2 separate regions of the Homo sapiens genome follow, and region 1 is linked to region 2. Evidence: chromatin loops called from intact Hi-C (ENCODE). Cell type or tissue: tibial artery. All regions are shown on one strand. Each heading gives the region's core, and the rest is flanking DNA. Links, peaks and the distances in the headings are about the cores only. Region 1 holds the start of LINC02927 (long intergenic non-protein coding RNA 2927). Region 2 has its middle 9.8 kb from the start of HMGB3.

Region 1 (10,866 bases), core at 1,466-9,465, 58 kb after region 2:
TCTCCAGGGGCTGGGGGAAGGGAGGGAGTAATAGCAAGTATTTAATGGGTATGGAGTTGCAGTTTAGGATGATGAGAAAGTTCTGGAGATGGATGGTGGTGACAGTTGCACAATATTGTAAATGTACTTAATGTCAATGAATTGCATACTTAATAGTGGTCAAAATAATAACTTTTATGATATATATAGTGATAATAAAATGTTTAAAAAAGACATTTACCACTTAACCATTTTAAAATGTACTACCTGTGGTTTCTAGTACATTCACAGAGTTGGGCAATCACCATTATAAAATCAATTTTAGAATATTTTCTTCACCCTACAAGAAACCCTGCACCCATTAAGGAGTCATTCTTCATCCCTCTCCCCCCAGCCCCTGGAAACCATTCATCTGCTTTCTGTCTCTGTGGATTTGCCCATTCTGTACATTTCATATAAATGGAATCATACAACATGTGTCTGATTATGTGTCCTATCTTCTGTGTCTGGCATTTTCCATTTAGCCTAATGTTTTCAAGGTCCATCCATGTTTGAGCACAGATCAGTATTTCATTTCTTTTAATGGCTGAATAATATTCCATTGTATGACTGGATCACATTTTGTTTATCCATCCATTGCTTGATGGACATTTGGTTTGCTCCCACTTTGGCTATTATGAATGATGCTGCTATGATCATTTGTGTACAAGCATTCCTGTGAACATGAGTTTTTATTTCTCTTGGGTATATATCTAGAAATGGAATTTGCTGGCTCACATAGTAACTATGTTTATCAAGACGCAACTTGCAGTAGAATCCAGCGCATCAACTCTGAGTCTCTGAGCTGTTGGAGGACATAGACAGCCTAGAAAACAGAAGGGCAAAGGCAATTGAAAGAATCTCCTTTTTAGCTCATACTTCCATTTTTCTCCCACCCCAAAGTGGGTCTGTTATTGAGTCACAAAATTGACAAGTTTGAGTTTGAGCTCCCCTCCTGAGCTGTGAAATCAACCCAAGAGTAGGGTTTCAGTTGGCAGAGGGGTGGTCAACTGGTACATCTGGAGTTGACTTTGTCTATTATCTTTCTAATCATCCCTTTAGCCTAGAAAGCCTTTGCCTTTAGAGCTGTTGGGCCAAAATCTAAAATCAGCTTGTGAAAGTGCTGTCTCGCAGCCTCCTGGTATGTGAGAATTTGTCCATACTTGATACACAAATAACTATTTTGCTATTGACTGTTCCTCAGCCTGATCTATTCAAATGAATCTCTTTGAAGACATGCCACCTACAGATCACGGTATTTCAACAACATTTGAACTCTTTCCAAGTATAATCTGTAATAATTTCTTCATTTTCACAATATTTGCCCTTTGAAACAGGCCCTGAGCTTGTGCGTTTAAAGGGGGGAGTGGGATTTAGAGAATGTCAAGCAAGCGAAATGGTTTAGGTTGGTTCATTCTGTTCTGTGCCCATGAATAGCGCTTGATTCATGGACCGCAAGTGGAATGTTGAACAGGACAGGCTCGTCATGGGGTACAGCAGAATTAGACTCAGCATACTCTCCAGACTTTCTCTCTCTGACCAGATGGGCAAGCCAAGCCTCAAATAAGCACAAATCCTCTGATAACAGTTTATACTTCCAAACAGCCCACAGGAAATGGGACCCTTGATAAGAGAAGCAGCTTCACTTGTAAATTACAAGCATTCACTTACTAACATTTAAACTGACAATTATCACAGCTTCAAATGCTGGGCTCCATTGGAAAGCAAGTCAAGTTGTTCATCTGTTGGGTTGGTGGCTGATCCCTTCTGTGGTTTGCTTACAAGTGAAAACCCTGCTGCTGGTTGGAACCCATTCTGCTTGATTTGGACTTGACAGAAGTACCTGGTACAAAGGAAAAGACCTTTTAGCAGGGAGAACAGGGTGGCAGGTGTGGCCCCCAGGGGGCCACTGAAAAGCCACAGCAGGGTAAGTCACACTGCCTGCAATGCTGCAATGGCACTGAGCCCATGTGAAGGCACAAGGCCTGGTTTATGTTGCCACTGCCTTCCTGTGTGACCTTGGACAAGTTGTTCCCCATTTCTGGGCCTCAGTCCCTTCCTCTTTAAACATGGGGGCTGAAGCAGATTACACTGAGGGAGGCCCCTGCTCTATTGTGCTGTGCTTGGAAAGCCTCTCATGTAGCTCTCAATGCAGATCTGATGAAGAACCTGCAAGGACATGGATTACATTTCATTTTCTTTTTCTTGTTTCTTTTCTTTTTTTTTTTCTTTGAGACAGAGTCTCGCTCTATTGCCCAGGCTTGAGTACAGTGGCGCTATCTCAGCTCACTGCAACCTCCGCCTCCTGGGTTCAAGTGATTCTCTTGCCTCAGCCTCTTGAGTAGCTGGAATTACAGGTGCCCGCCACCAAACCCGGCTAATTTTGTTTTGTATTTTTAGCAGAGAAGGGGTTTCCCTGTGTTCGTCAGACTGGTCTCGAACTCCTGACCTCGTGATCCGCCCACCTCAGCCTCCCAAAGTGCTGGCATTACAGGCGTGAGCCACCGCGGCCGGCAGCATTTCATTTTCAAGAGATGAAGGGGTGTGTTGAGAAATGCACTTTACACATGTACCCTAAAACTTAAAGTATAATAATAATAAATTTTAAAAAAAAAGAGAGAAATGCACTTTAGAATTGTGTTGTCTGGAAAGGATAGGCTAGGCCCCAATTCAGCAGCTAGACCCTGGCCTTGATCTATATAGAATCTTAGAAATCGTTTCAGTGTGTATGCTTTCCGCATTCATCCTGTTTCTAAAGACACGATGACTCCTTTTCTTGACAACTAAAAGCTCCTGGCATGAGCTCTCTCAGTCTCACTCTCTGAGCTCTGGATCACAGGGTGAGTGTGGAAAGGTGGGCAGAAAAATCTGTGTATGATTCCGTTCAGCCATGGGTGGGACGTGGCAGAGCCTCAGAGGTGTGTCTCAAATGTGGGGCTAACCAAAGGACCTGCCAAACCTCTTTTTGCTTTTCTCTAGCAGTTTTGGAACCCAGACTTTCCATATTATCCTGGCTCAACCCTCATGCGGGAGGAGAGTCATGGGGCCTCTAGGTTGAAAAGGACCTCAAAGGGAGACTAGGCTGGATATCTTGAAGAATGGGAACTCCCTTCCTACAGAGGCAGCTCCTCCATCTTGAGGTTGTTCTGCCCCTTAGGAAGTTCCCGAATCCAGCCAGGCAGGCATGGTGGCTCATGCCTCTAATCCCAGCACTTTGGAAGGCCAAGGCGGGGAGGATCACTTGAGGCCAGCAGTTAGAGACCAGCCTGGGCAACATAGTAAGACTCATCTCTACAAAAATAAAAATTAAAAAAATTAGCTGGGTGGGGTGGCATGTATCTATCGTTCTAGCTACTTGGGGGGCTAAGGCAGGAGGATTACCTGAGTCCGAAAGTTTGTGTCTACAGTGAGCTATGATCATACCACTACACTCCAGCCTGGGTGACAGGGTGAGACTCTGTCTCTTTTAAAACAAGAAAGTTCCAGAGTCCATCACCCTGTAGCTTTTCCCCTTTATCCTTATTTTCATAAGCTGAGGCCACAGAATACAGATCAAATTCCCCAGGAGCTCCCTCCAGGAGTCTCCCTCATCACTCCTTTCCTTTTTACCCCTTACAGTCATCTTTTTCTCCGGTCCAAACACTCACCAAGATTATTCATTGTATGAAAATTCCGACTTCCATAGGTCAGGTGCAGTGGCTCACACCTGTAATCCTAGCACTTTGGGAGGCCAAGGCGGGCAGATTGCTAGAGGTCAGGAGTTCAAGACCAGCCTGGCCAACATGATGAAACCACATCTCTACTAAAAACGCAAAAATTAACTGGACGTGGTGGTGCATGCCTGTAGTCCCAGTTACTCGGGAGGCTGAGGCAGGAAAATCGCTTGAACCTGGGTGGCAGAGGTTGCAGTGAGCCAAGATCACACCACTGCAGTCCGGCCTGGGTGACAGAGAGAGACTCTATCTCAAAAAAAAAAAAAAAAAGAAAAAGAAAGAAAAGAAAAGAAAAGAAAATTCTAACTTCCCTTTAACATCCTGATCACTGGCTCCTGAAGCAAATCCAGCCTGTTAATGTCTCTCAGAGAGGCTACTGGTACCCAGAACATGACATGCATCCAGGCACTGTGAGCTGACCAGGAGATGAGTGGGATATCACCTCTGTCCGTCTAGAGCAGAATAAGCTCCTCAGAGGGTATAGGGATAAAAGATGTACAGAACTTTCTGTTGTGATTCAGGAAGCATCTCTAACTCTCTTAGCCCGTTTTCTGTTGTTTATAACAGAATACCCCAAACTGGGTAATTTATAAGGAAAAGGAATTTATTTCTTACAGTTGTGGAGGCTGAAACGTCCAAGGTTGAGGGGCTGCATCTGGTCAGGGACTTCTTGCCGGCGGGGATTCTGCAGAGTACTGAGGTGGCAAAGGACATCACATGTCGAGGGGGCTGAGCATGCTCACTCAGGTCTCTCTTCCTTTTCTTATAAAGCCACCAGTTCCACTCCTGTGATAACCCATTAATCCATTAAACCATGAATGGATTAGTCCACTCATGAGGGCAGAGCCCTCATGACACAATCATCTCTTAAAGGCCCCACCTCTCAATGCTGCCACACTGGGGATTATATTTCAACACGGGTTTTGGAGAGTAAAAGTCCTGAAACCATAGTAATAACCCAGATGTCTCTTATTGTGCCTCCTTCTCTTCCCACCTACTTAGCCAACATAATAACAGTTAAAACAAAACAATACGAAAGGATATCGCTTGTTGAGAGCTTACTATGTGCCAGGCACTGTTCTGTGCACTTTCCATGTGTATCAATGTGTTTCCTCTACACAAAAGCCTTAAGATGTAAGTGCCATTATTTTGCCCATTTTGTAGATCAGGACACTGAGGACCAGAGAGGCAAGGTGACTTGCCCAACTTTAAACAGCCTGGCTGGCTCCAGAGTCCATGCTCTCTACATCTATGGCTGGATGACACCTTCTATATACTGAATGAATGACTGCGTGCCCGTAGTCTGTCATTAGCAATAAGCAATACCAGGCCCCAATACTGGCTTCAGGAACCCCCTTCCCTATGCCTTGGGTCCACAAATGCAAGGTCCTGTAATACATAGAAGCAGAGGTCCTGCCCTGGCATCAGGAAAGCTAAAGGTCAGGGATACTCATCCTGGCTCTCTACTGGTCCTCTTGAATGGAGCCCCAGAACAATAAGCAGCCCTGTTGGGTTGGCTTGGTCTACCAGCCTTGATTTCAAGGCTAAGGCAGGGTGGAGGACGCAAAAACCCACCCTGTAAAGATCCTCTGGATAAAGGCAGAAGACCCCCTTCCCACTGACCTGGCCATTGTATAAAGGATCTGGGGAGCTTTGCCTGCTTATAGATATGGTAGAGACCTGGCGAATAGCTCCTTAGACACATTCTGCCAGGACTCCCCAGGACAACACAGCTGTTGGGAGTTGGGGACTCCTTGAACCCTTTTTCTGAAGCAGAGTGAATGAGGAACCCATTCTCCCTTTTCTGACTGTAAGCCCTGTAGCACACATCTGTCTACCAGAGAGGCAGTTAAGAACAGGGGTATGTAAGCCAGGCTTCCTGGGTTCACATCCTGGTGCTGCCACTCACCAGCTGAGTGACCTTGAGCAAGCTACTTAACTGTGCCTCAGTTTCCCCAGCTGTAAAATAGATATTAAAATAGCACCGATCTGTCTTAGTCCACTAAGGCTGCTATAATAAGATATCATAGATTGGGTTGCTTAAACAACAGCGATCTCACACAGTTTTGGAGGCCGGGAAGTCCAAGATCAGGGTGGTGGCAGATTCGGTTTCTGGTGAGAGGTCTCTTTCTGGCTTGCAGATGGCCATCTTCTTGCTGTATCCTCACATGTCAGCAAGAGAGAGAGAACACTAGTGTTTTTTATTCTTATAAGGGCACCAGTCCCATCAAGGGAGCCCCACCTTCATGAACTAATTTCCTCTCAGAGGCCCCACCTCCTAATACCATCACATTGGGAGTTAGGGGTTTTTTGTTTTGTTTTGTTTTTAGTTTTTTTGTTTTTTTTTAGATGGAGTCTCACTCTGTTGCCCAGGTTGGAGTGCAGTGGTGTGATCTTGGCTCACTGCAACATCTGCCTCCTGGGTTCAAGTGATTCTCCTGCCTCAGCCTCCTGAGTAGCTGGGATTATAGGCTTGCGCCACCACGCCCAGTTAATTTTTGTATTTTTAGAAGAGACAGGGTTTCACCATGTTGGTCAGGCTGGTCTCAAACTCTTGACCTCGTGACCTGCCCGACTCAGCCTCCCAAAGTGCTCGGATTACAGACGTGAGCCACCACGCCTGGTGGGGGTTAGGGTTTCAACATAGGAATTTGGTGGGGGGACACAAGCATTCAGTCCATAACACTATCTCATAGGGTTTTATGAGAATTGAGGAGCTAATGCCTGTAAAATACTTGCTCAGTGTCTGGTACTGAGCTTTATTGAGATATAATTCACATATCATATAATTCATTCACATATATATATATATATATATATTTTTTTTTTTTTTGAGACACGATCTCACTCTGTTGCCCAGGGTGCACTGCAGTAGTGTAATCATGGCTCACTGTAGCCTCAAACTCCTGGGCTCAAGCAATCCTCCCACCTCAGTTTCCTAAGTAGCTGGGACTACAGGCATGAGCCACCATGCCTGGCAAACTTTTAATTTTTTTTTTGTACAGATGGAGGTCTCACTATGTTGCCCAGGCTGGTCTTGAACTCCTTAGCCTCAAGCAGGTCTCCTGCCTTGGCCTCCCAAAGTGCTGGGATTACAGGTGTGTGCCACCATACCCGGCCATTCACTCTTTTAAAATATACAATTCAGTGGTTTTCAGTATATTTACAAGGTTGTACAACCATCACCATCTAATTCCAAAACATTTTCTTCACTCGCCAAAGAAATCCTGCTCCTCTTTGCCATCAACTACCAACCTCCTCCCGCTAGCCCTAGGCAACCACTTATCTACTTTCTGTCTCTATGGATTTGTCTATTCCGGACATTTTGTATAAACAGAATCATATAATATGTGGTCTTTTCTGTCTGGCTTCTTTCACTTAGCATCATGTTTTCAATGTTAATTGATTTTATAGCATGTATCCATACTTTATTTTTTTACGGTTGAATAATATTGCATTTTATGAGTAGACCATATTTTGATTATTCATCCATTGATGGATATTTGAGTTATTTCCACTTTGGCTATTAAGAATAAAGTTGCTGTGAACATTCATGTACAAGTCATTGTGTGGATATGTGCTTGCTTTTTTCTTTCTTTCTTTCCTTTTTTTTTTTTAGACAGGGTTTTACTTTGTCACCCCTCACTGTAGCCTCAACCTCCCAGGCTCAGGTGATCCTCCTACCTCAGCCTCCCAAGTAGCTAGGACCACAGGCGCACACCACCACACTCAGCTAATTTTTCATATGTTTTGTAGAGACAGGATGTTGCCATGTTACCCAGGCTGGTCTTGAACTCCTAGGCTCAAGCAATCCACCTGCCTTGGCCTCTCAAAATGCTAGGATTAGGCCGAGTGTGGTGACTCACACCTGTAATCCCAGCAGTTTGGGAGGCCAAGGTGGGCAGACCACTTGAGGTCAGAAGTTCAAGACCAGTCTGGCCAAAATGGCAAAACCCCCTCTCTACTAAAAATACAAAAAATTAGCTGGGCGTTGTGGTGCACGCTGTAATCCCAGCTACTCATGAGGCTGAGGCTGGAGAATCGCTTGAACCCCGGAGGCCGAGGTTGCAGTGAGCTGAGATGGCGCCACTGCACTCCAGCTTGGGCAACAGAGCAAGACTCTGTCTCAAAAAAAAGAAAAAAAAAGTGCTAGGATTACAGGCGTGAGCCACTGCCCCCGGCCTGAACATGTGCTTTCAATTCTCTTGGGTATATACTTAGCCGTGGAATTGCTGAGTCATATGGTAACTCTATAGTTAACTTGTTGAAGAACTCCCAAATTGTTTTCCATGGTAGTTGCACCATTTTACACTCCTATCAGCACTGTATGATTTTCCACATCCTCACCAATGCTGGTTAGTATCTGCCTTTTTGATTACAGCCTCCCTGGTGGCTGTGAAGTGGGATCTCATTGTGAACTAATTGCTTCACTTTAGAGAGTATTTACTGGTTTCATACTGGGGCTGGGTCCAAAAGTGAGAGAGACCTGGGGAGACAAGGCTTTGGAGAGGAGACAAATCTTTCAGGATTTGTTGTGAGTGGTCAGAGATAGGGGCGGGGGAGGTGTCCAGGAGGGGAGAATTGCCCAGATTGAGTGTTAGAGACATCAATGCACCCGCTGCATTTTGGAAATGAACAAGTTTGTACCATAAATGCAGTATCAGAGGTGTAGGAGGCATGCCAAAGGCTGAGACTTGGGGTGCCTGGATGCCAACACTCAGTAGCTTGGTTTTATTTTGAAGATGAGTTGCCATTTATGAGCTGGGGCGTGAAAAGAAGAAATCTATTTTAGGATGACCATTCTGATTGCCATGTGGAGCCTGGGTTGGTGGGTGCAGCAATGAAGGCAGTGGGACCAGGGAGCAGCTGGACAAGGGTCCAGTAATTCCCATTCGAGATGGAGACAGCAGGAGCCAGGTGGAGGTGGTGGCGGCAATGAAGCAGGGAGGGCCCAAAAAGACACAGTAAGCAGACAGTGAGCAGATCCCCAAGTGGAATACTTTCACTTAGTTCTCTCCCAATCTTTCACTGCAGAAAGATAGTCTTGGAAAAATTGAAAAGTCAGAGTTTCTAAAGGAAAATCCCCACAGGTGATGAGGACAGGGGGTGAGGGACAGGGCACTGCTCACTCCCCCTTACTCTGGGCCCAGGGCCACCCGGCATGCTGGACTCTGATGGAAAGAGTGGAGGTGACAGAGGAAAGAGAGATCCCTGTGCCAGGAGCACCAAATATTCTCCTCTCCACGAAGCCAACTTGGACAATGTTTATTTTGCACCAATCATATGCATGGCTCCCAGAGAGAAACGCAAGGTACGATGTGTCCCTGACTTCCAGAATCTTCCTCTTGAGATAAATTCAACATCAAGGTATATTTGAAAAATAATAGAAAATAGAAATGCTCACACAAGGAGATCACAGATGATTCCTTACTACATTTGTCCTCCAAAGGCTTCAAGAAAGAGGTGCATCTTGATCCAGGGCTCAGGGGACATTCGCATTTGGGTGCCAGAATGCAAAGGCTTAAGAGACAGTGCAACAGGCAATGGAAACCACATAGCAAAGGCAAGAAGGCAGAAAGGCATGAAGCCCACTCAGAAAACAGTGAGGTCACCTATTAGGCCAGATGTACTGAGGTAGGAAAAGCTCGGCATTGAATGCCAGGCCAAGGCATGTTGCCTGATCCTGTAGGCAATGGGGAGATAGGGGATATTATATCAAAAAAGGAAAGGATCAAGGTGATGGACACTCTAAAGGGCGAGGTACCACTGAGCCAGCAGGGGAAATCAATCTGCCTTCTGATGACAGACACGCAAGTGAGCAATTCTGGGGCTCTAACAGAGACCAGCCACAGAGTGCACGAACGTACAAGATGGCAAATGTCACCCTCAAGGTCTTGTTATATCTGGACGGGGGCCAAAAAGAAGTGTCAGGAAGTGGAGACCTGAGATCAGAAATGGGCTGGATATAGAGGACGATAGAGCTAGAAGAGCCAGGCGTGGTGGCACGCGCCTTACTACCAGCTACTCAGGAGGCTTAGACACAAGGATAGCTTGAGCCTAGGAGTTTGAGGCTGCAGTGAGCTATGATCATGCCACTGCACTCCAGCCTGGATGACAGAGCAAGACCCTGTCTCTAAAAATAATAATAATAATAATAATAATAATAATAATAATAATAATAATAATAAATAGGCTGGACATGGTAGCTCATGCCTGTAATCCCAGCACTTGGGGACGGCGAGGCAGGAGGATCACTTGAGCCCAATAGTTTGAGACCAGCCTGGGCAACATAGCTGGGCTTGGTGGCGTGTGCCTCTAGTCCCAGCTACCCTGGAGGCTGAGGTAGGAAAATCAATTGAGCCCAGGAGGTCAAGGCTGCAGTGGGCCATGACCACACCACTGCAGTCCAGCCTGGACCACAGCAAGATCCTGTCTCAATAAATAAATAAATATATGAGTGAATGAATGAGAAGAAATAAACGGAGATGGACAGGTGTGCGGGAATCTCTTTCTCTTTAGGACTCTGCCTATGCATAAAGAAAAGTGTGAAAGCCAGATTCAAGGGAGACTGTGAAGAGAGGTTTCAGGGAGCCTGTCACCAGTGAGGCTGGCCCCCAAAGTCCTTCCAGTGCATTCCAGAGGCATTCACCAGAGGCAGGGCGAGGCACAGGAGATGTGCTATGGGCCAAGCAAGTGGTGAAAACGAAGATTCTACCCGACTGCCCTGAATCTGGGGAGGGCAGCCTTCCATTTTCTTTTCTAAAATGCATGCCTTAGGAGGTAACATTTTTTAACAGTTTTTTTTTTAATGTGGTAAAATATACATAGCATAATATTTATCATTTTAATCATCCGTAAGTATACAGTTCAGTGGCATTAATTAAATCCTCAATGTTGTATACTCATAACCACTATCTTTATCCAAAACTTTTATTATCATCCCCAACATAAACCTTATACTCATTAAATAATAAGTTCTTCCCCCTTCCTCCCATCTCACAATAACCTTTATTCTACTTTCTGTCTCTAAGAATTTGCCCATTCTGAGTATCTCGTATAAGTGGAATCATACAATACTTGTCCTTAAGTGTCTGGCTTATTTCACTAAGCATGTTTTCAGGGTTCATTTATGTTG
Region 2 (10,866 bases), core at 344-8,343:
TGATGGGCACCTGTAATCCCGGCTACTCAGGAGGCTGAGGCAGAGAATTGCTTGAACCCAGGATGCACAGGTTGCAGTGAGCCAAGATCGTACCACTGAACTCCAGCTTGGGTGACAGAGTGAGACTCTGTCTCAGGGGAAAAAAAAAAAAAAAAAAAAAGGAATCACGCCTGTAAACCCAGCACTTTGGGAGGCCAAGGCAGGAGGATCACCTGAGGCTAGGAGTTTGAGACCAGCCTGGGCAACATAGTGAGACCCCCATCTAAAAAAATCAATGGAAGTGTAGACAGAGTGGATTTGGGGGGTAGGGGTGGAATGGGATTGTTGAACAAAATATATTAAGGGAAGCCAGGTGTAGTGGCACCCACTTGTAGTCCCAGCTACTTGAGAGGCTGAGAGGCTGAAGTGGGAAGACTGGTTGAGCCCAGGAGCTCGAGACCAGCCTGGGCAACAAGGTGAGATCTCATCTCAAATATATATATATATATGAACCAGATGCAGTGGCTTACATCTGTAATCCCAGCAGTTTGGGAGGCTGAAGCGGGAGGATCACTTGAGGCAAGGAGTTCCAGACCAGCCTGGTCAATATAGCGAGACCTTGTCTCAAAACAAAGAAATAGGCTGGACGAGGTGGCTCATGCCTGTAATCTCAGCACTTTGGGAGGCCGAGGTGGGGAGGCTGAAGCACGAGAATTGCTTGAACCCGGGAGGCAGAGGTTGCAGTGAGCCGAGATCGTGCCACTGCACTCCAACCTGGAGTGAGACCCTGTATCCAAAAACAAACAAGCAAAACAAAACAACAACAGCAACAACAAAGCCAAAAAAATAAAATAAAATCTTATATATAAGTATTAAGGGAACTTGCTGTGAAGACCCTACAATGAAACAAGATCTTTCAATATGGCACCTAGGAACCTTTGTAAATATGGAGTCCTTATAAGTGCAGATCTTCAGGGATAGGGAGTCTTGACTGGCTTCCAGGCCTTCTCAGGGCCCCTGCCGCACACCGCTTAGCCTCCTGTGAACTACTTCACCACGAGGTGCCTCCCCTCACCCCTCCCTGTTACCAGCCCCGGGTCCCCTCCCCTCACCGTCTGCTCTTTGGTGGGAATTGCATTCCAACTCTACTTGTTTTTCCCATAGAGGGGAAAACCTTCTCAGAGGTGGTTCTCTATTAGAATGGATCTGCAGAGCTGCACCACTGGGAAGACTCTTCCAGGCCCTCCAACCCAGCCTCCTCGTGGCACAGAGGGCCCAACGCCTGGAGATTTGCTGAAGTCCCCACATGGGTCAGTGGCTGAGCCAGGGCGGGAACTCTGGTCTCTTGGCCTTTACTAGGTGCCACACTTGGTAGCTCTCGATAGCTTAGCTCCACTGTGGGTGCCGCGGCCTTTGGTGAGCTGGCGAGAGCAGCCAGCACCCTTGAGAAGAGGTTTTCTGGTTCCAAACAGAAGCCGAGAGAGACCCGCGGGGAACCCGGTGGCTGAAGCTGGCCTCCACCACCTCTCCTGCCCACATCGCACAGTTCAGGCCGCGGGTACCTAGAGCCTCGACGGCGCCTCGGGCCCCAAGCGACGTGGGTGTCTGCATTTTCTTTCTTTCTTTCTTTCTTTCTTTCTTTCTTTCTTTCTTTCTTTCTTTCTTTCTTTCTTTCTTTCTTTCTTTCCTTCCTTCCTTCCTTCCTTCCTTCCTTCCTTCTTTCTTTCTTTCTTTCTCTCTTTCTTTCTTTCCTTCTCTCTGTCTCTCTCTTTCTTTCTCTCTCTCTTTCTTTCTTTCTTTCCTTCTCTCTGTCTCTCTCTTTCTTTCTTTTTTGAGACGGAGTCTCGCTCTGTCACCCAGGCTGGAGTGCAGTGGCCCAATCTCGGCTCACTGCAAGCTCCCCCTCCCGGGTTCACGCCATTCTCCTGCCTCAGCCTCCCGACTAGCTGAGACTACAGAAGCCGGCCACCACGCCTGGCTAATTTTTTGTATTTTTATTAGAGACGGGGTTTCGCCGTGTTAGCCAGGATGGTCTCAATCTCCTGACCTCGTGATCCGCCCGCCTCGGCCTCCCAAAGTGCTGGGATTACCGACGTGAGCCACCGCGACCGGCCTCTTTCTTTCTTTCTTTGAGACGGAGTTTCGCTTCTGTCGTCTAAGCTGGAGTTCAAGGGCGCTATCTTGGCTCACTGCAGCCTCTGCCTCCTGGGTTCAAGCGATTCTCCAGCCTCAGCCTCCCGAGTAGATGGGATTACAGGCGCCCGCCACCACGGCCCGCTAATTTTTTTTTTTTTTTTGAGACGGAGTCTTGCTCTGTCGCCCAGGCTGGAGTGCAGTGGTGCGATCTCGGCTCACTGCAACCTCCGCCTCCTGAATTCAAGCAATTCTCCTGCCTCAGCCTCCCGGGTAGCCACCGCGCCCGGCTAATTTTTGTATTTTTAGTAGAGACGGGGTTTCACCATGTTGGCCAGGCTGGTCTTGAACTCCTGGCCTCGTGATCTGCCCGCCTTGGCCTCTCAAAGTGCTGGGATTACAGGCTTGAGCCACCGCGCCCGGCCTAATTTTTGTATTTTTAGTAGAGACGGAGTTTCACCATGTTGGCCAGGCTGGTCTCGAACTCCTGACCTCAGGTGATCCACCCACCTCGGCCTCCTAAAGTGTTGGGATTACAGACGTGAGCCACGGCGCCCGACCGGGACCGGGACCGGGCGTCTGCATTTCACCAGATGGCTGCGCCCGTTGCCCCTCCCGAATTCCCTCACCCCCTCCCCACCAGACCCCGGAGGCTGCCGGGGACGGTGGGAAAGGAGCCACCGGGGCGGCTCCCTCCCACAGCACTGCTCTTGCCCAGGGCTGGGACAAGGAAGAGAAAGGAGCGCAGAAGCCAGGGCTGTTCAGCACGACACAGGCCTCTTCAGCAGCACCAGCGCCACCGCGTCCCTGCTCTGGGTTCCTTTCATATTGAATGAAAAGCGGGAAGTGGGTCAGTGACCAAAGGATTTCCTACTTTTTACTCTCCACGCCGGCGCCTTGTGGGAATACAATCCTAATCTACAAAAGCCCATCAAGGGCCAGTGACGTGCCAGGCCGGCCGGGTCCTGTGGGGAAGATGGAGATGAAACTGAAGGGCCCTTGACCTTCTAGGCACCGGTCTCCTTCAGAGGAGGGGAAGGGAGCAGAAGAGAGGGGACTCTCCAATGGGATAGCTCCCACCAGCCACCACATTACCGAACAGCCCTGCCTTGTCCCGCCTTGAAGTCTTCACCATGCTGCTGGGTTACCCATTCTAGATTCTCACCTCCAAGCCCCATCCCATCCAGAAGGCCTGCACACGCAGCAGACTGTAGTCCCCACCCTCCACCCACACCAAGTTTCCGTCTGGCTAGTGACTGAGGCCCTTCTGTGTCTACCCCGTGTAATGTGTAATGTAAAGGTACAAGCTGTTTCTCTTTACCTGAACTGAAAGGATTCCTGCAGTGGGGAGAGGAGGAGCCACTCTCTAAATGGGATTGCAGTTGCCATTTTAAAAATCATTTTTATTATTATTTATTTATTTTTGAGACAGAGTCTTGCTCTTGTTGCCCAGGCTGGAGTGCAATGGCAGCAAGCTTTGCTCACCGTAACCTCCGCCTCCCGGGTTCAAGCGATTCTCCTGTCTCAGCCTCCCAAGTAGCTGAGATTACAGACATGTGCCACCACACTTGGCTAATTTTTATATTTTCAGTAGAGGCAGGGTTTCTCCACATTGGCCAGGCTGGTCTCAAACTCCTGACCTCAAGTGATCCGCCTGCCTCGGCCTCCCCAAGTGGTGGGATTACAGGCATGAGCCACCGCACCCAGCCTTTTTTTTTTTTTTTTTGAGACGGAGTTTCACTCTTGTTGCCCAGGCTGGAGTGCAATGGTGTGATCTTGGCTCACCTCAACCTCTTGCTTCCTGGGTTCAAGCGATTCTCCTGCCTCAGCCTCCTGGGTAGCTGGGACTACAGGCGCCTGCCACCACACCCAGTTAATTTCGTATTTTTCAGAGAGATGGGGTTTCTCCATGTTGGTCAGGCTAGTCTCTGGACCTCAGGTGATCTGCCCACCTCGGCCTCCCAAAGTGCTGGGATTACAGGCGTGAACCACCATGCCTGGCCTGCAGTTGCCATTTTTAATTCTTTTTTTTTTTTTGAGATGGAGTCTCACGCTGTCGCCCAGGCTGGAGTGCAGTGTCGCGATCTTGGCTCACTGCAACCTCCACCTCCCGGGTTCAAGCAATTCTGCCTCAGCCTCCTGAGTAGCTGAGATTACAGGCGCCCGCCACCACGCCTGGCTAATTTTTTTGTTTGTTTGTTTTTGTTTTTTTAGTAGAGATGGGATTTTACCATGTTTGTCAGGCTGGTCTCAAACTCCTAACCTTGTGATCCACAACAGTTGCCGTTTTTAAAATGCTGCTCATTCCTCATTCCCTCTTTCTGGGCCTGATTCCTTTTTTTTTTTTTTTTTTTTTTTTCTTTTTTGGAGAAGGAGTCTCACTCTGTCTCCTAGGCTGGAGTGCAATGGCATGATCTCATTCACTGTAACCTCCGCCTCCTGGGTTCAAGCGATTCTCCTGCCTCAGCCTCCCGAGTAGCTGGGATTACAGGCATCCGCCACCACACCCTGATAATTTTTGTATTTTTAGTAGGGATGGGGTTTCACCTTGTTGGTCAGGCTGGTCTGGAACTCCTGACCTCAGGTGATCCACCACCTCGGCCTCCCAAAGTGCTGGGATTACAGGCGTGAGCCACTGCACCCCACCTGGGCCTGATTCTTATCATTAAAAGGGGAGCAGGAGCTGCTCTCTGGGGTCTCTTACAGCATCAGCATTCTTTTTTTTTTTTTTTTTTTGAGATGGAGTCTGGCTCTGTCACCCAGGATAGAGTGCAGTGGTGCGATCTTGGCTCACTGCAACCTCCACCTCCCAGGTTCAAGCAATTCTCCTGCCTCAGCCTCCTGAGTAGCTGGGATTACAGGCACCCACCACCACACTGGGATTTTGTATTTTTAGTAGAGTCGGGGTTTCACCATGTTGGCCAGGCTGGTCTCGAACTCCTGACCTCAGGTGATCCACCCGCCTCGGCCTCCCAAAGTGCTGGGATTACAGGTGTGAGACACCGCGCCCAGCGCCCGGCTGCATCAACATTCTTGACATTGCTGGTGGGGCTTCACAAAGGTACCCCCAAGGCAACACGCCAGTTCTGCCGCCACCCACCTCCCCCCTCCCCCGCCACCAAAATAAACCCCACAAACAGCAAACAAGTCTGAAAGGTGGCCTTGCAAAGGTCCTTTATGTGTGACTCTAAAAAGTATGGCATTTGTCGTGACTATGAGTGTCAGTCCCTCTTCCCCAATTTCACTCTGCCCTGGACACAGTAGTCAGACCGGTCCTGCTAAATCAGACCTTGTTATGAAGGAAGTCCGGAGTGGACCCGGGGCACAGCTATCGGATGAAATGCAGATGCCTTGCCCTGGGGCCCGAGGCACTCTGGGGACATAGAGGCAGGGCTCAGGACACTTTGGGGGCTCCCCACCTCCTCAGGGGAAGCCCCCGTCTTCCCAATGGGTTTGCACAGGTTGCTCTCCCCCCAACCCCCTCAGCAAACACACGTGATTCTATCTCTCCTCACCCTGTTGTCAACCTCGCTCAGGAACAGCCACCTCAGGACCTTGCTACCTTGCTGCTTGCTCTGCCCTCTACCTGGGACACTCTCCCACACATCTGCCAGGATCCTGCCCTCACCTCCCTTCCATCTTTGCTCAAATGTGTCACCTTCCCTGAGCAACCTATTGCGAATCAAAATCCCCAGCTCCACATTGCCTGCCTCTCTTTTCCTTGCTTAGTTTTTCCACATCCAATTCATGCCCACTGTGGTACAGCAGCTTCACACTGGCTTCCCAGGAGACAGTGAGCACCATGAGGCCAAGGACCTCAGTCTGCTGTTTTCCACTGTGTCCCTCTATGTGGCGCAGAACAGGCATTCCATTACAATTTGTTGAACAAGCGAATGCGTTTTCCATTGACCTTGACCACTCCTTTACCATGTTCTAAGTAGGCCCCAAGGCAAGAGGACTTCCATAGATTCCCAAGGGAGACTCCCCACCCTCAAGAAACTTGCAATGGAGGGAGGGCAGACACACCTGCAATGGAGTGTGCATAAAATAAATGCCAATGCCAAATAGAGGGACAAGCAGGCAGAGCCAGCAAAGGCTGAGAGGAAGGCTTTATGTCTGATTGTGGGTGGCATAGGGTCTGGAAGGCTTTATGAACAAAAGAGGTAATTTTGAAATGGATGCAGAGAGTTAGTGAGTTTTCCATGGGCAATAAACGAGCCAATTACCCCAGGCTGTGGGCAGGTTTACTGTGAACTGGTGGGAGGACCCGAAGGCTGGGATGTCAGGGGAGGGGTGCAGTGAGAGCTGCTCTGGGGACATAGAGGTGGGGCACAGCCTGGACAGACCAAGGCTGTTCATGGCAGAGGTTGTCATCCACTGCTTCTCACCAGCAGGCAATGGGAAGCCATGACAGGATTTTTCTTTGAGAGAGACAGGATCTCAGGCTGGGCGCGGTGGTTCATGCCTGTAATCCCAGCACTTTGGGCGGCAGAGGTGGGTGGATCACTTGAGGTCAGGAGTTGGAGACCAGCCTGGCCAACATGGTAAAACCCTGTCTCTACCAAAAATACAAAAATTAGTTGGGTGTGGTGGCGTGCGCCTATAATCCCAAGTACTCAGGAGGCTGAGGCATGAGAATCACTTGAACCTGGGAGGCACAGGTCGCAGTGAGCCGAGATCACATCACTGCACTCCAGCCTGGGTGACAGAGCAAGACTCCATCTCAAAAATAAATAAATACATCAACAAATAAAAATAATAAGGAGGTGGCCAGGCGCCGTGGCTCATGCCTGTAATCCCAGCACTTTGGGAGGCCGAGGAGGGCGGATCACCTGAGGTTGGGAGTTCAAGACCAGCCTGACCAACATGGAGAAACTGTCCCTACTAAAAATACAAAAATTAGCCAGGCATGGTGGTGCATGCCTATAATCCCAGCTACTCGGGAGGCTGAGGTAGGAGAATCACTTGAACCCGGGAGATGGAGGTTGTAGTGAGCGGAGATCGCGTCATTGCACTCCAGCCTGGGCAACAAGAGCGAAACTCCATCTCAAAATAATAATAATAAAGAGACAGGATATCGCTGTGTTGCCCAGCCTGCAGTGCAGTGGTATGATCATAGTTCACTGCAGCCTCCAACTTCCAGGCTCAAGAGATCCTCCTGCCTCAGCCTCCTGCATAGCTGGGACCACAGGTAGGCCCGGCATTTTTTTTTTTTTAATCAGCTGAATTTAAGACTCTTCTTTTTTTTAACTTTGAAGTTCAGGGGTACATGTGCAGATTTGTTACATAGGTAAACTTGGGTCATGAGGGTTTGTTGTACAGATTATTTCATCACTGAGGAATTAAGCCTAGTACCCATTACTTATTTTTCCTGTTTCTCTCCCTCCTCCTGCTCTCCACCCTTCAGTAGGCCCCAGTGTGTGCTGTTTTCCGCTTTGTGTCCATGTGTTCTCATCATTTAGCTCCCACTTACATGTGAGAACCTGTGGAATTTGTTTTTTGGTTCTTGTGTTAGTTTGCTAAGGACAAGGGCCTCCAGCTCCATCTATGTCCCCGCAAAGGACATGATCTCATTCTTTTCTGTGGCTGCATAGTATTCCATTATGTATATGTACCACATTTTCTTTTTCTTTTCTTTTCTTTTTTTTTTTGAGATGGAGTCTTGCTCTGTCGTCCAGGCTGGAGTGCAGTGGCGAGTTCTCGGCTCGCTGCAAGCTCCACCTCCCAGGTTCATGCCATTCTCCTGCCTCAGCCTCCCGAGTAGCTGGGACTATAGGCGCCCATCACCATGCCCGGCTAATTTTTTGTATTTTTAGTAGAGACGGGGTTTCACCGTGTTAGCCAGGATGGTCTCGATCTCCTGACCTCGTGATCTGCCCACCTCGGCCTCCCGAAGTGCTGGGATTACAGGCATGAGCCACCGCGCTAGGCCCATGACGGGATTTTGAGCAAGGATATGACCCAGTCCAGACTCTATTTGAGAAAGCCCTCCCTGCTGCTGTAGGGGATGGGCCAGAGGCAGAGAGATCCTTTAGGAGAGGTTGCAGGTCAAAGCTGGTGTGGGCTTAGATTTGGGATATTGGTAGTAAGGGTGGGAAAAAGTAACTGAATTTGTGCCCCACCTACCTCCCAGCCACCCTCCGACCAATAGCAAGCGTGACCTTTCTTCATATTGTAATTCTGAGCATCATGTTAGTTTTCCAATGGCTTCTCCTCTCATTGCAGTAAGGACCCCAGACACGGCCCTTCCTGTCTCTGTAGCCTCTTGTTCACTTTTTTTTTTTTTTTTGAGACAGAGTCTCGCTCTGCCTCCCAGGCTGGAGTGCAGTGGCCTGATCTCGGCTCACTGCAACCTCCACCTCCCGGGTTCAAGCCATTCTCCTGCCTTAGCCTCCGGAGTAGCTAGGATTACAGGTGCACGCCACCATGCCCGGGTAATTTTTGTACTTTTTTAAAGTAGAGATGGGGTTTCACCATGTTGTTCAGGCTGGTCTCGAACTCCTGACCTCGTAATCCGCCCACCTCTGCCTCCCAAAGTGCTGGGATTACAGGCGTAAGCCACCGTGCCTGGCCCTTTTTTTTTGCTTTATTTTGTTTTTGTTTTAGAGACAGAGTCTTGCTGTGTCGACCAGGCTGCAGTGCAGTGGTGCCATCTCGGCTCACTGCAACCTCTGCCTCCTGGGTTCAAGCGATTCTCCTGCCTAAGCTTCCCAAGTAGCTGGGAAGCTCAGGCAGGCGCCACCATGCCCAGCTAATTTTTGTATTTTTTGTAAAGACGGGGTTTCGCCATGTTGGCCAGGCTGGTCTCCAACTGCTGACCTCAGGTGATCCACCCACCTCGGCCTCCCAAAGTGCTGGGATTACAGGCGTGAGCCTCTGCGCGTGGCCTCTTTTTCACTCTTTTTTTTTTTTTTTTTTTTTTGAGACTGAGTCTCACTCTGTCTCCAGGCTGGAGTGCAGTGGCACGATCTCGGCTCACTGCAACCTCCACCTCCTGGGTTCAAATGATTCTCCCACCTCAGCCTCCGGATTAGCTGGAATTACAGGCGCGCGCCACCATGCCCGGCTAATTTTTGTATTTTTAGTAGAGACGGGGTTTCACCATGTTGGCCAGGATGGCCTTGATCTCTTGACCTCGTGGTCTGCCCACCTCGGCCTCCCAAAGTGCTGGGATTACAGGAGTGAGCCACCGGGCCTGGCCTCTTTTTCACTCTTAATACCAACTCCGCCTTCTCTCCTTTCCCTCATCGGGGGCGCATACCCGCTGTTTCCACTGCCTCAGGCCCTCTCCCTCCTCTCTCATGCCTAAACAAGTACCACCCACCCTCCAGACCTCAGCCCAGTCCCCAACACCTTCCCTGGGAGACTCCCCGACTTCTGGTCCGCATTTTCCTTTCTCCGTCTGGTCCTTTGTGGTGCTTCTCACAGCCACAGCCACTGTCTGGGTGATTACTTGACTGTCTCACGTGGGCTTCCTTGCAACTAGCACAGGGCCTGGGGCCCAGGAGACACCAGGAAACATCTGCTGAATGAAGACCTGAGCAAGTAAAGGAAAGCCTGTGTTCTTGGGTGCTAGGTGTGGAGGGCACACCCTCTCAGAAGGAAGCAAGCACTCTGTGGGCTGTTTCAGCCAAGCAAGGAAGAGGACCTGGCTGAGGGGAGGGGGAATGAGGAAAAGAGAGGACTTAATTCAGTCAAGCAGTGGATTCGCTGCATATCCACCTCCTTCCTAGAGGGAGGCCCAAGGGCACTCCCCTTTGGCTGCCACAGGGCCCAGCTGGGGACCTGGAGGGAGGTGGGTTCCGGGAACACCCTCCTCTTTATTTCTAAGCACTAGAATCCTGTGACCGATATGCAGTGCTGGCCAGGGCTTTGACTTGCAAAGAGAGCACTGAAGTCCGAAGAGCACTGCCTGTAGGTCAGGCGGGCGTGGCGAGGAAAAGCAGGAGCTGGCTCCGCATCCTGTCACTTACCAGCTATGTGACTTTGGCAAGTGACTTCACCTATCTCCACCCCAGTATCTTCTTCTTCTTCTTCTTCTTCTTATTATTATTATTACTATTATTATTTTGAGATGGAGTCTCGCTCTGTCGACCAGGCTGGAGTGCAGTGGCATGATCTTGGCTCACTGCAACCTCCACCTCCCGGGTTCCAGCTATTCTCCTGCCTCAGCCTCCCGAGTAGCTGGTACTACAGGTGTGTGCCACCACGCCCGGCTAATTTTTGTATTTTTAGTAGAGACAGGGTTTCACCATGTTGGCCAGGCTGGTCTCGAACTCCTGACCTCAAGTGATCCACCCATCTCAGCCTCCCAAAGTGCTGGGATTACAGGCATGAGCCACCGCGCCTGGCTAGTTTCTCCATTTTCACAATGAGCCTTGTAATAGTACCTACCTTATAAATGCTGGGGATTAAACAAATTAATACACATGAAGTATTTAGAGCAATGCTTGGCACAAAAATAAGTGCCCAAGAAGGGTTCACTGTTCTAACAGAGTCACCTTTGATTTCACTCTTAATTCTTCAGACAGTGCAGAAGAGCAGTCACTGAAGGAAAATCCAAACCTCGGTAGCACAGGCTTTGAACTGTGTTTTTCTACAACCAAGAGAGTTGCCTTTGCTGGGAATTGCATCTGTCTGTGACCTGAGCTGTAGAATCAAGGCATCATGGCTGGGTGCATCTGAACACACACACCCACACCCACGCTAGCCCTACTTCAACAAATATTTATGCTGCAACACCTGGTGGGGTGC

The links. Hi-C counts contacts between places; a loop is a spot of excess contacts. Peaks named below come from ENCODE experiments on the same cell type or tissue, not always from the same donor. Only the 100,000 strongest peaks of a DNase experiment are listed, where the experiment ranks them.
Region 1: a loop joins it to region 2, with 4 times the contacts of the local background. A loop is called at or near these places in 12 of 110 quality-filtered maps.

What each region holds. Positions count from the first base shown.
Region 1 is chrX:150,910,764-150,921,629 of GRCh38, reverse strand. LINC02927 (long intergenic non-protein coding RNA 2927) reads right to left here and starts at 4,428. Exons shown (of 3, transcript NR_186570.1): 1 at 4,347-4,428; 2 at 1,694-1,861; 3 at 692-844. In tibial artery, for the core only: no CTCF peak of the experiment used is centred there; DNase peaks (open chromatin) are centred at 1,719 and 5,339.
Region 2 is chrX:150,968,140-150,979,005 of GRCh38, reverse strand. No RefSeq gene overlaps it. Among named protein-coding and RNA genes, the nearest start is that of HMGB3, 9.8 kb to the left of the region's middle. In tibial artery, for the core only: no CTCF peak of the experiment used is centred there; no DNase peak of the experiment used is centred there.